Regions from separate parts of the Mus musculus genome. Here region 1 is linked to region 2. The links are chromatin loops, found by intact Hi-C in ENCODE. Cell type or tissue: heart. All regions are shown on one strand. Each heading gives the region's core, and the rest is flanking DNA. Links, peaks and the distances in the headings are about the cores only.

Region 1 (5,373 bases), core at 229-5,228, 110 kb after region 2:
AAGAGGTACTGACTGCAGGCCTCAGAACTACATTTACTAAATTTAACTGTGCTGTGATTCTGAATGGAAACACTCCTATCCATAGGGTACAGAGTCCAGGAGTATACACCACATTCACAAGACTATAAAATGGGCAAAAACTTAAATATGCATAGAATTAAGTTGTAAATTATTTGTCAATATTGTAGGAGAAACATTTTTACACTCCTTTAAGACAGCTGCTCACAGGTAGCAGGGAATTCAGTTTTTGCTCCTTTTACAGAAAACTTACAGGTCTATCCTCTAACATATAAGAGATTTAAGCTAAATGAATAAGGAATTTTGCTAACATAAACCCTTAAAAGTGTCATGAGAACTTTCCTGTTATGTAGCCCAGGCCAGCCCTGAATGCCCCACCTCAGCCTCTCAGGACAACTCTTATTTTAATGATAGAATTTTATTGTTTCTTGTTCATCTTTACCCACTATTAGTTACATGCACAAATGTGAATTATCTTTTTAGTCTCTAAAAACAAAAGGGCTATAGAGGTTGGGCATCCCTTATATAATGTGTCCAATTTTTTCATATATTGTATGTGTGGTTTTAGAATATTTACATATACATAATTAGAAGGGAATCCAATATAAATATGAAATCCATATATACCTATATATATGCCAGATAATTTTCTATAATTTAAAAATAATTTTTCACTTGTGAACTTATGAAATTACTTTCCACAAATTTAGGGTGCTCAATTTGATTTTTGCTTGGCATATTCTAAATGAACTGTTAAACTTTAAATTTTCCTTAACATTTAAAATAGCTTTACATATTCCTCCCATTGTCTCAAATACTTCTATACTGTTCATGCTTATTAAAAGGCTTAGATTTTGCATTAACAAGCTAGCATAATGCTTACCTTACATCAAACTGTACTACCAACATACATCCAGGACCCCCTGATCTTAAGAGTGGAACACAATGCCGGTAAACAACCACATTAATAGCAAGCTTCATCAATACATAATTATCCTATTATGGTGATCACAATGCCAACTCTATTAATAATCCTGTACTGACTGTTGACTTCTGGTCCTTCCTTCCTTTTCTGAACAGAGAAGATCAATGTGAGCCTTTAAGGTTTTTGTAGCTACTATTCCCTCCTTGACTTTATGAACCAGCAATACCGGGTCATAGGCGATCCCACATCACCGTCTAGAATTGTGCAGAAACACACTACCCTGCCTTTCTGTATCCATACTTGGACATAATCCTGCCTTTGTATGTAATTACTGTCATGACCATTGCTAGACCTGCTTTCTCAACTAATCATGAGTATCTTTACCACTAACAGTTTCCAAACTTTAGCACTGTACCTCCCTGCCCCCCAAATCACAGCTTACCCTTGTCAGGTGCTTATCAATAGCCCTCAATGCTTTGCTACTACTTGGCTAGCTATTGTTCATATTACTCTAAGTAATCCTTGTTTAACCCTATGATGGTGGAATTACTAAATCCATTTAAAAGATGAACAAACACACAGGTAGGTTGAATACTCTTAATTTTTAAGAATTACTTGACCAGAATAAACAAATACTCTTGGCTTTTAACCTAACCCTTTTTTTAACCCCTTTTAAGACAGGGTACATACATATATGTATGTGTGTGTATGTCTCCATCCCTAGCTGTCCAGAAAGTTTCTAGGTTTACCAGGCTGCTGTTCAAACACTCAATGGCTCTTCACTGACAAAGTGAAACGTAAGTATTTTACTTTGCTATTCTAAGACCTTCAGTTGATCCATTTACCTCGTTGATCTATTTACCTCACACTTTCCACGAATTTACTACACAATGTTCAACTTCTGCCTAAATGACCTGCGGTGGAGCAGGCTAACTCTGCAGAGAGCATTTAGCTCTTGCAAAATTCGGCATTTTTCTGTCCTTTATGATGCAACTCAGTTCCCTCACCTCTCTAGTTTCCTCCACCGGCCCAAGCCCTAGACGACGTTACACTCCCGCGCGCGGTGTGTGGGTGGCGGGGGGGGGGGGGGGTAGGGCAGAGGAAGATAACTATTGGCTTGACATTCACAATACTCTGCCCGGTAAATTATGTTCGGTGGTCACGAGGGATCGGTGGCTTCTGTGGGTGGGGGTGTGTCACCTTCTTTATTAGCACTGGCTCGCGGAGCCTGGAACTGGCACCCCAGTCGGTGACGGGCTGTGGCTACAAGTTACTTGGGGACCAAAAAAAAAAAAAAAAAAGAAAAAAAGGCCGGGCTCAAAGGAAACCCACGCAGCGCTGCCAGAGACGGCGAGGGGGTCCCCGAGGTGCCCAGGAAAGGTTCGCCGAGGGGACCGGTCCTCGGGGGAGCGGCGCGCGCCCCCGCGAGCTCCCACTCCAGCGGCGCGCACGGCGACCGCGCCGCGCCCCCGCCCTCACCTTCTTCTTCTCCTCCTCTTCCTCCTCCTCCTCCTCCCCGGCAGAGCTGTAGGCCTCACAGTGGTGACGCGGGGTCATCCGGGGGCCCGTTACCACCTCATGATCCTCGGCGCGCGGCAGCGGGGCGCGCGGGACCAGGGCCGGGCCGTCTGAGGAGGGAGAAGAGGGCAAACCGGGCCGGCGGGCGCGGGTACTCGGGCGGGACGCACGGCTGCGGCCGAGGGGTCACTCAGCGAACTAGTTCCATGATGACCCTGGGCCCGAGGCCGCCGCCGCCGGTCCCGCTCCTCCGACCGCCGCCGCTGGTGCCCGGGTGAGGAGGGGGCGCCCTCTCGCCATAGGGCGGCGGGGGCCGGGGAGAGGCGCGGGGTGAGGCCGGCTCTGCCCCTGCCCGAGGGAAACGCCTCCGAGGGGAAATGGTGGAAGGGGGGAAGGGGAAAAAAGAAAAGAAAAGGAAGGGGAAAGGGGGAGAAAATAAGAAAAAGCGAGACAGAGGCGCTGGCGCGTCCGCTCGCGGGGGAAGGCTGGGGAGGGAGGAGCGTACGAAAAAGCGCCGGCCGCCTAGCCCCGCCCTCGCGGACTGATTTCGGCCGCGCGTGTCTGTAAACAACGCCAGTGTTCTCGTCTCTTCCTGGCCACCTCCGGTGTCCCACGGACGCATAGGAGAGTTTGAACAAAGACGAACTTCCGTGTCTTATGGACGCACAGGAGAGTTTGAACAAAGACGAGCTTCCGGAGACGACCTGGGGAAGGCGCTGGGACTGGGATGAAAAGGGAAAGTGCATTTTGTGTGCACAAAGAGAAGGAAAGGTGCGCGGACTCTTTTTCCTCGGGCGCGCGGAAGAACCCCCGCCGCCTGTTCGGTGACGTAAGAGGCTTGTTAGCCGAGGAGGCGTGCAGTGGCCGGAGAGTGTGCTGCGCATGCGCCTCTGGAAAGAAAGGAGCCTAGCCTCAGGGAAGGGTTTCTGGGTGAGCGCCTGCGCCCAACCTAGAGTCTCCCAGTGTTTCCCAGCCCAACTTGTCCTTAGCCCTCCTGAACGAATTTATTAGACGTGGATGGAGATCTTTTGTGTAAAGATCACATTCTTTGTTGACCTTACGCAAAATTATGTTGTCCCGTTCCTATTAGTGAGTAAGGACATGCATCTTTTTAACCATCCTGTGGGTGATGGGAGACTGAAGCACTTTAGAATTAAGAAAATTAAGGGGATCATATCCTGCGTGCTTAAGGCTACTTGTAAAAACAGTGGATTAGACTACTGACGGCTTGGCTGTGCGCCAATGGAATTCTAGTCATGAGCCAGTATGTCTAGTATTTCAGGGTCCTGTTTATCACTAACTAGGTCCTTAACGAATGTGAACTAAATGTGTTTTATTTACTTGAGTACTTTTTACTCCAGTTGGTAAATTTTGCAAATCTTACAATGGTTCTACTTATGAAAAGAATGCAGATAGCTTTGGGAAGAAGGGGAGACCTGGAACTTAACCATTTACCTAGTCAAGCATTCATTTTACATCACTGGAAAAAAACAAAAACAAAAACAAAAAAAAAACCCGATCAGGTTTTTACAGAACTGGAATTAGCTTGAAAACAAAAGGCTCCTGTCTTCAAGGAGTTTGCAACTCAGGCACAGAGATACCCATTGATCACTGTATGAAATTACCCAAAAGACTGTTTTACTCTATAGCCATCCCCTCCCCATATGAACTCATGGATGGCCTGGATCTTGTATAGTTTGTTTTATACTGCATTTCTGTATGTGAAAGGCTCTCAGTATTTGATTTCTGACCTCATAAACAAGTGTCAGTAGCAGAAGGATTAAGATGGAAAATTTCAGACCAGTGTGGAAACGCCTTTAACCTGCTCTGGGCTCTCAGTAAAGGTTTCTCTGAGGAAGTGACATTTAAGATGAGTCTTGAAACCACTGGGCAAAGAAAAATATAGGCACAGGAAGCAACATATGGAAAGCACTGAAGCTTACATTGCCTCTGAGACTCAAGGGGCAGAAAGCTGAGGTCAGAGAGGATTCTATAGGGCACAGCGGGGCTCAGGAAGCACTGGAGGGTTTTAAGTAGGTTCTACGTGTGCCTGCATTTCCCACCCCCATCTAGTCTTTTTCTGTATTGTTACACGTTCTTTTTTTTTTTTTTAATATGACCAACATTTTTTTTTCCTGGATAAAAGTCTCAAGAGTATGGCCTTTCTGCATAACTTATCGTGGCACAACTATTGTGACACCGTGGAATCGTTTCTGCCTCTCATTTCTTCAAGGAAGACTGGGTAAGAGTGTAGCACAGCAGTAGTGGCCGTGTGTATGTGTGTGTGTGTGTGAATTCATATATATGGGAGCTGGATAGATGATTCATTAGTTAAGGGCAAGTACAAGACCCAAGTTACAGTGGCTCACAGTGATTCACTCCTAGTCATCTGATCCCCTCTTCTGAACTCCATCGGGACCTGCAGTACGCAGGTGCATAGCTCCCATGCACATATATACACATAATTAAAAATAAAATATGCATTCTTAAAAAGAAGTTCTATGTGGATGGTCACAGAAGCATTGTTCATAAGAGGTAAAAGATAAAGCAACAGAAAGTGGTTTCTCAGCTGCCTGGTGTTACGTGTATATCTCCATATCTTACCGTGGATTAAATGGCCACTAGCATTCATGAACTTCAAAAAAAAAGTTTATAATTAAGTGAGAGCTCTTAAATACTCCTGGTTATGTTTCATTGGCTTAACTCTTATATCAAACAACTTGGCAAAATAGTCATCAAAAGCCATAAGAATGTAAGTCCTGCTGGATGCAGAAATAACCTCAAAGGAGGTTACGCATGGAGATACTAGATGACTCTTTTCCCATTTTTCCCAGTAGCAGCTTTATTGACACGTAAACTATCCATTTAAAGCATGTGGTTCACCTCGCTGAGCACTCATCATCACAATCCAT
Region 2 (5,373 bases), core at 320-5,319:
ATTGTATCTGTTTGTTATTGTTCCCATTGTATATTTTGTACTTTCTTAATGCATCAAAGCACTCTTACATTAGATTTTTTAAAGGAAAGGGGAAAGATACAGAAACAACCTAGATAACTTACCTAAAAAACTTAGAATGAGTAAACCTAGAATGCAAAGGTTTTGTTTTTACTTAACTCCAGAATTAAATTTAACAGTGTCACCTCTCTGAGTGTAGATCATGTGATCTCTTGAGGGCACTAAGGGAACGAAATTAAGGGCCTGATGGATGTTGTATTTTCAGGAACCTTTAATAAGAGACAGTTACTTTCTACCAAGGTGCAAGATTCACTTGGAAAATCTCTCCAAATAATCAGGGGTCCCACTAAGAAGGGGCACTGATCTTACACGAGGAACAATGTTAAACATTCATCATATATCTTTTCTGAAATGAAAAATTGAAATCACTTCTAGGCTTACTAACCCCTTGGGCTTGTCACTGCCCTTAGGATCAAGTACTAAATTCTGTCTATGGAAATAATTGATTATCCATAGCCTTAGTCCCAAGTTCCATCTCCACTCAACATTTATAGAATATGTAAACATGTATTGATCATTCAACTTTATTGAATATTGCAAATGTTGCTCAAATTCCTCCCTAGGGGAGGCATTAGCAGCATCTACCCTTCCTCCTAAGGTCCACAGACAAACCGAGGCACCACGCAACCGAAGTTCACTCTGGAAAGCAGTGAGTTCATTGGACTTCCTTGGATCACAGGTGAGGGGTTACTTAGTGAAGGGTAAGTGCTCTTTTCTTAGAGGCCACACTGAAAACTAACATGACCCAGCAGGGATGAAGGCTTTCCACTAGTCACACAGATGGATCCCCACTCTCCTAGCTTCTCAGCCTATATACACTCTAGCCTTTCCTGGAGGCCACATGCAAGGAAGGCAGATGCACATAGAAAGCGTGGTAGTAAGTGACTGGATACCCAGTGTGGGGCTCCTGAGCCTCACTCCCCTCTCTGAGTGAGATAAACAGTCAGTAGCCACAGCTGGGATGTTCATTTGCACCAAGATGACAGTTGTTTGGCTTGGAGGACAGTCCTGTTCAACATGTACGGTGTGTGCTAGAAGCCAAAAGGCAAGAACTCTTGAGTTCATAGTCTATTGAGAGATGAATATTACTATGACAACCTCTTAACGGCCTGGTTCATCTGCAACAATGGCTGGGGTGAAAGTAAGTCACAGTTCCTGCCTGTTGTCATCTGAGGTTATATATAGCACCGGGCCTCTCCTTTTAATCTTAAAAGGTTTAAGTTTGAATAAGAAATTATTCGCACCCCCACCCCCCACCCCCAACCGAAGAACAAGAAAGCACTGCATTAGAGTCACAGAGGAAAGGTAATTCTTGTTTTTGAGAGCTCTTGCGGAGCACTCGAGTGACATCTTACAAACTCGACACTGTGTAACGGTGTAAATGAGGTCCCTATTCTCAAAAGACATCTTCTCTATAGAACAGGGAGTAATCAGAACAAGTTAGTGCTGTTCAGGTCTGAGTGAGCCAGAATCTGGCTTTACATCAGAGCCTTCCTCTTTCAACACACTCTTCCCTAGGTTCCACCGCCAAGGGTGGAATTCACTCTAGGCAGCTTCTAGCTCCTCACTCACCTACCAGAGCAGCCCAGCATCAGATCAGCTACTGGTGAACCAGTGCTAGTCACTTACCCTCAGCCAAAGACTGGACAGAGAGCATCTGAATCCCGTAGCCAAAAGTGGGTTCCCAGAAACTTGGATGTTTGAAGTCTCAGGTATGACTCTCAGATGCCCGCCCTAGTTCTCCCCCCACGCCCCTGCCCCGTGGGCGCGTTCATGTGGGCTAAATACAGCCCTTCCCTTGCCTCTTCCCCTGCGCTTCAAGTCACCTACTTTCCTCAACTCACGTGAGTAGCTATCCTCACGTGATCGTGGGTCTACCATGCGTGGACACCCACAGCGCATTACACTTCTCCCTGTTAAGCCTATGTCAGATGTATGTACAAGGACCCCGCCATTTCGCCTGCCACTCAGACACTGTAATTATTCCAACATCTGCTGGGGGTGGGGGTGGGGGGAAGTCCTTCTTAGTGGTGGAGGAGCCCTCCCAGTTCCCTGTGCTGTGAGTCGCACCCACTTGTCACCCGCTTCTCGCCTTCGCTGTGCACCACACCCCGCAGCCAGGATTGAGCTTGCACGCCTCCGGGCCCTGGGTCATCCGGTCTGTCTCCGGGATCCAATATCACGTCCACTGACCTCTTCGCACCAGTAACCTCTCCAGTGTGACACGGTGGGAAAAGCTCTGGAGCAAGCTCACAAACGGCTTAATTTTTCCAGCGAGCACTCAAGTTTTTTTAATTAATTAATTAATTTCCCTGTCCCCAGCAGCGGTGGTTGGGTCGTTCACGACTAGGTCCTCTTTTTCTGGAAAAGCGGTCCCCAGCCCGGCCGCACACCACAGCGACGGCTTCCAGCAGCTGGTTTAGTCTCCTTTCTGATGGAAGGCCCAGCAGACCGGCAATTCTTTCCTCGTGGGGCGCGCTCGGCCCTAGTAAGTTACCCACCGCACCTTCTAAGAGGGCTCCTCCGGGTGGGGCGTGTCACCAGGTCAATTTTCCAGAGGTACAACCTCTGCACCCTGCGGTCCCCTAGCCTCCCTGCCCCACCCCATAGCAGCCCCAGGTGCCGGCTCCGCGCAGCGCGTGGCAGCTCGGGGTTGGGACCTCCGCGCCTAGGCTTTTACGCGGACCCCAGCACGTGTTGCAACAGGGGGAGTGTCGGGCAGTGTCCCGGCACAGGACGCTTTAATGGGACGGAAGAAAGCCACAGGAAGGAAGGTGGCTGACTTCAAAGCGTATCATCTTATCAGCTGACCAGGATCACGGTTCACCTGCTGCGTTCGTCTGCTCGGCTGGGGCTGGGGATCTCTCTGCACCCCCGTCCCGGGGCAGCTAATGGTCGAGTCCAGGCGGGAGGCCATGTTGCTGGAATAAAGCGGGCGGGGCGGCGCGGGCGAGCAGATGCGGCTGGAGGCGCGCGGGAGCCGGGCGCGAGCAGGGCGCAGCCGCGAGGGAGGCGCGGGGGAGGCCAGCGGGAGCCGGAGCACCAGCAGCAGCCAGTGTCGGTAAAGAGCAGCCAGAGCCACAGTCGCGATGGCCGTGGCGGTGGGGAGACCGAGTGTGAGTACTGGGGCCTCACTTCTCTAGCGTGCTGATCCCGGGGCGCCGGGTGGTCTCCGCTTCGGGGCGCGTGCGGGTGGAGACTTGCGGGGATCAGGAGGGGGGCTCTGGGTGGTGGCTGTTGGGGGCTGTGGGTGTGTGCATGAATTTGGGCGCGCGTCTGGGGCGGAGGGGAGCTTGGGGAGCCCGCAGGCTCAGAGCCTACCTGATGCAACATTAGATCGCTTTGGCGCGCCCCTGTTTCGGGGATGTGGGAAGAAAAGGACCCTTCTGTGAGGCGCCCTTAGAAGAGATTGCTTGAGCTGCTGCTTTCCCCAGCTACCTCTCTCTCACGGCGCACAAGGCTTAGCTGGTGACAGAGGAGGAAGGCGCTGACTGAGGAGGGTTTCCTCGCGGTTCTCTCGCGCCCTGGGGGCGATCCGGGCATGAGAATTGGGTGCTGAAGCGCTGTGTCACACGGCCGTAGAAGCGGGTCAAAGGGGTGGGATTTCCGTGGTGGTTTACTCCCCCCCCCCCCGGGTGCATTGTGAAATTCCGGACACCCTCAGGCGCCCACCCGGGTGACCCGGGCCCTGCCCAGGATGTGGACAAAGCCCTAGGCACACACACACACACACACACACAAAGTTTTCAAAGGGCTCCCTTTCGGGGTGGGTGGAAGTCCTGAAATACTCTGCGGCTGGCAGGCCGGGGGCGGCAGTAGTGAATACGGGGCTCCGGGAAGAGGAAGGGAGGGTGCGTGCCTGGAGAAGTGTCCCAGCACCCGAAGTCAGAGAGGGGATGCTCTGGGCTGGGGTACGCGCCACGGGCTGTGCCTCTGGGAGTGTAGGCTCTGGGTTTCCAACTCCGGCAGCCAGCTAGAGCGAGTAGGACTTTGAGGATGTAGTTTAGGGTCTGCTCTCTAGCCTAGGGTGAAAAGGAGGGAAGGGGCGGTGGCGGCAGTGGCCGCCTTTCCTTTTTATTGAAAGGAGCCAAGCCCAGTGGGAAAGGCGGAGTCCTCTTCTCTCGGGTTTTCTTTGTCAACGTTCATTGCCCACTTTTGCCTGGTCTGCCCTGGGGGCGACTCCGGGGGAGTCCTTCCCTGGCTAGTACCCCATCTTTTTTTTTTAAATTTTCCCTTTCGAACTTTGCAGCTAGCTTCAGGTGGTGGCCTGACATTTTGCAGATACAGAGAAAAGTCTTAGATGTTGAAAGCTGCCAAACCCCAGATGCTGAGTCTCTTGGCTCTCCCCACTTACATCTCTACACACACACACACACACCCTTCTGCACCCCCTGAGGAGTCTTAGCCCAGCAGGAAGTTCATGGGGTCACTGCAACATTACCTCAATTTGATGGTTTTGCTGCAGTTTGAGGTTCTTTGAAAGACTTTTCCCCCCCACAATCAGAAAATGTTCCCTGGTCATCATTAAGTGTTTGTGTGGGTCTTTTTAGACCTTTCAAACTCTGTTAAATGACACATTCTTAAGAATTTTGGCTTCCTCTTCAAAACACAAATTATGCCCTTGTTGATTGGTGCGAGGCTGTCCTTACTGAGGGGATTTGCTTAGTCTCTGGGCTGACCTCTTTATTACTATGGTAAGGAAATCAAGGTTAACTCTTGGCCTTATTTTTCAGGGCACAGATTCAAAGAACTAAAATAACAATGTATGTTTTAGAAGCCTCTGCAAGTGTCTGGGAACCCACTTATCCTGTGTAGGGGGTGGTCCCCCCCCCCCCCCCCCAGTAACACCTATCGCCAGTGCATTCTTGAGGGCTGGGGGAGGTGGTCGGAATAATTTGCTGCACATTTCCAATAAATTAGTAAGTTCATCTATGTCAATTAAATAGGAACAATATGTGAGTTTGAGATTTAGCTGTGTGGCTGTAATTATATCCAACTCCGTGTCTGCCCGCCATATGTGAGCTTACAACCACAGAGTCCTTCCTTGTGCAGGACCTTTCGTTCAGATAGTAGGGGAGGGGAGGTTCTGAAGGCATGTGGATACAGAGAAGATCCCTTCTTTATGCAAATTCTCTGTCGTCACTGCAATTAAGATGGAATTACTTAAAACCTGAACATAAGACACTGGTTCCCCAGTCGTAGGAGTGGTCAGGAATGGACTCTGAAGTCGGATAAGACTTTGGGGAGACTGCAGAGCGTGGTCAGACTGTTTCAGTTTGTTCTCTGGAATATGGA

Evidence for each region. A loop is a pair of places that touch in the nucleus more often than their neighbours do. Peaks named below come from ENCODE experiments on the same cell type or tissue, not always from the same donor. Only the 100,000 strongest peaks of a DNase experiment are listed, where the experiment ranks them.
Region 1: a loop joins it to region 2, with 2.7 times the contacts of the local background. A loop is called at or near these places in 1 of 42 quality-filtered maps.

Annotation. Positions count from the first base shown.
Region 1 is chr5:93,203,492-93,208,864 of GRCm38, forward strand. Ccni (cyclin I) reads right to left here and starts at 3,004. Exons shown (of 7, transcript NM_017367.3): 1 at 2,423-3,004. 2010109A12Rik (RIKEN cDNA 2010109A12 gene) reads left to right here and starts at 3,027. Exons shown (of 3, transcript NM_029363.1): 1 at 3,027-3,232; 2 at 4,608-4,703. The coding sequence starts at 3,189. In heart, for the core only: no CTCF peak of the experiment used is centred there; DNase peaks (open chromatin) are centred at 2,480, 3,010 and 3,320; H3K4me3 peaks cover 3,087 bases; H3K27ac peaks cover 3,280 bases.
Region 2 is chr5:93,090,404-93,095,776 of GRCm38, forward strand. Septin11 (septin 11) reads left to right here and starts at 3,013. Exons shown (of 10, transcript NM_001009818.2): 1 at 3,013-3,194. The coding sequence starts at 3,168. In heart, for the core only: a CTCF peak has its summit at 2,513; DNase peaks (open chromatin) are centred at 2,178, 2,728, 3,048, 3,788 and 1 weaker place; H3K4me3 peaks cover 4,458 bases; H3K27ac peaks cover 3,322 bases.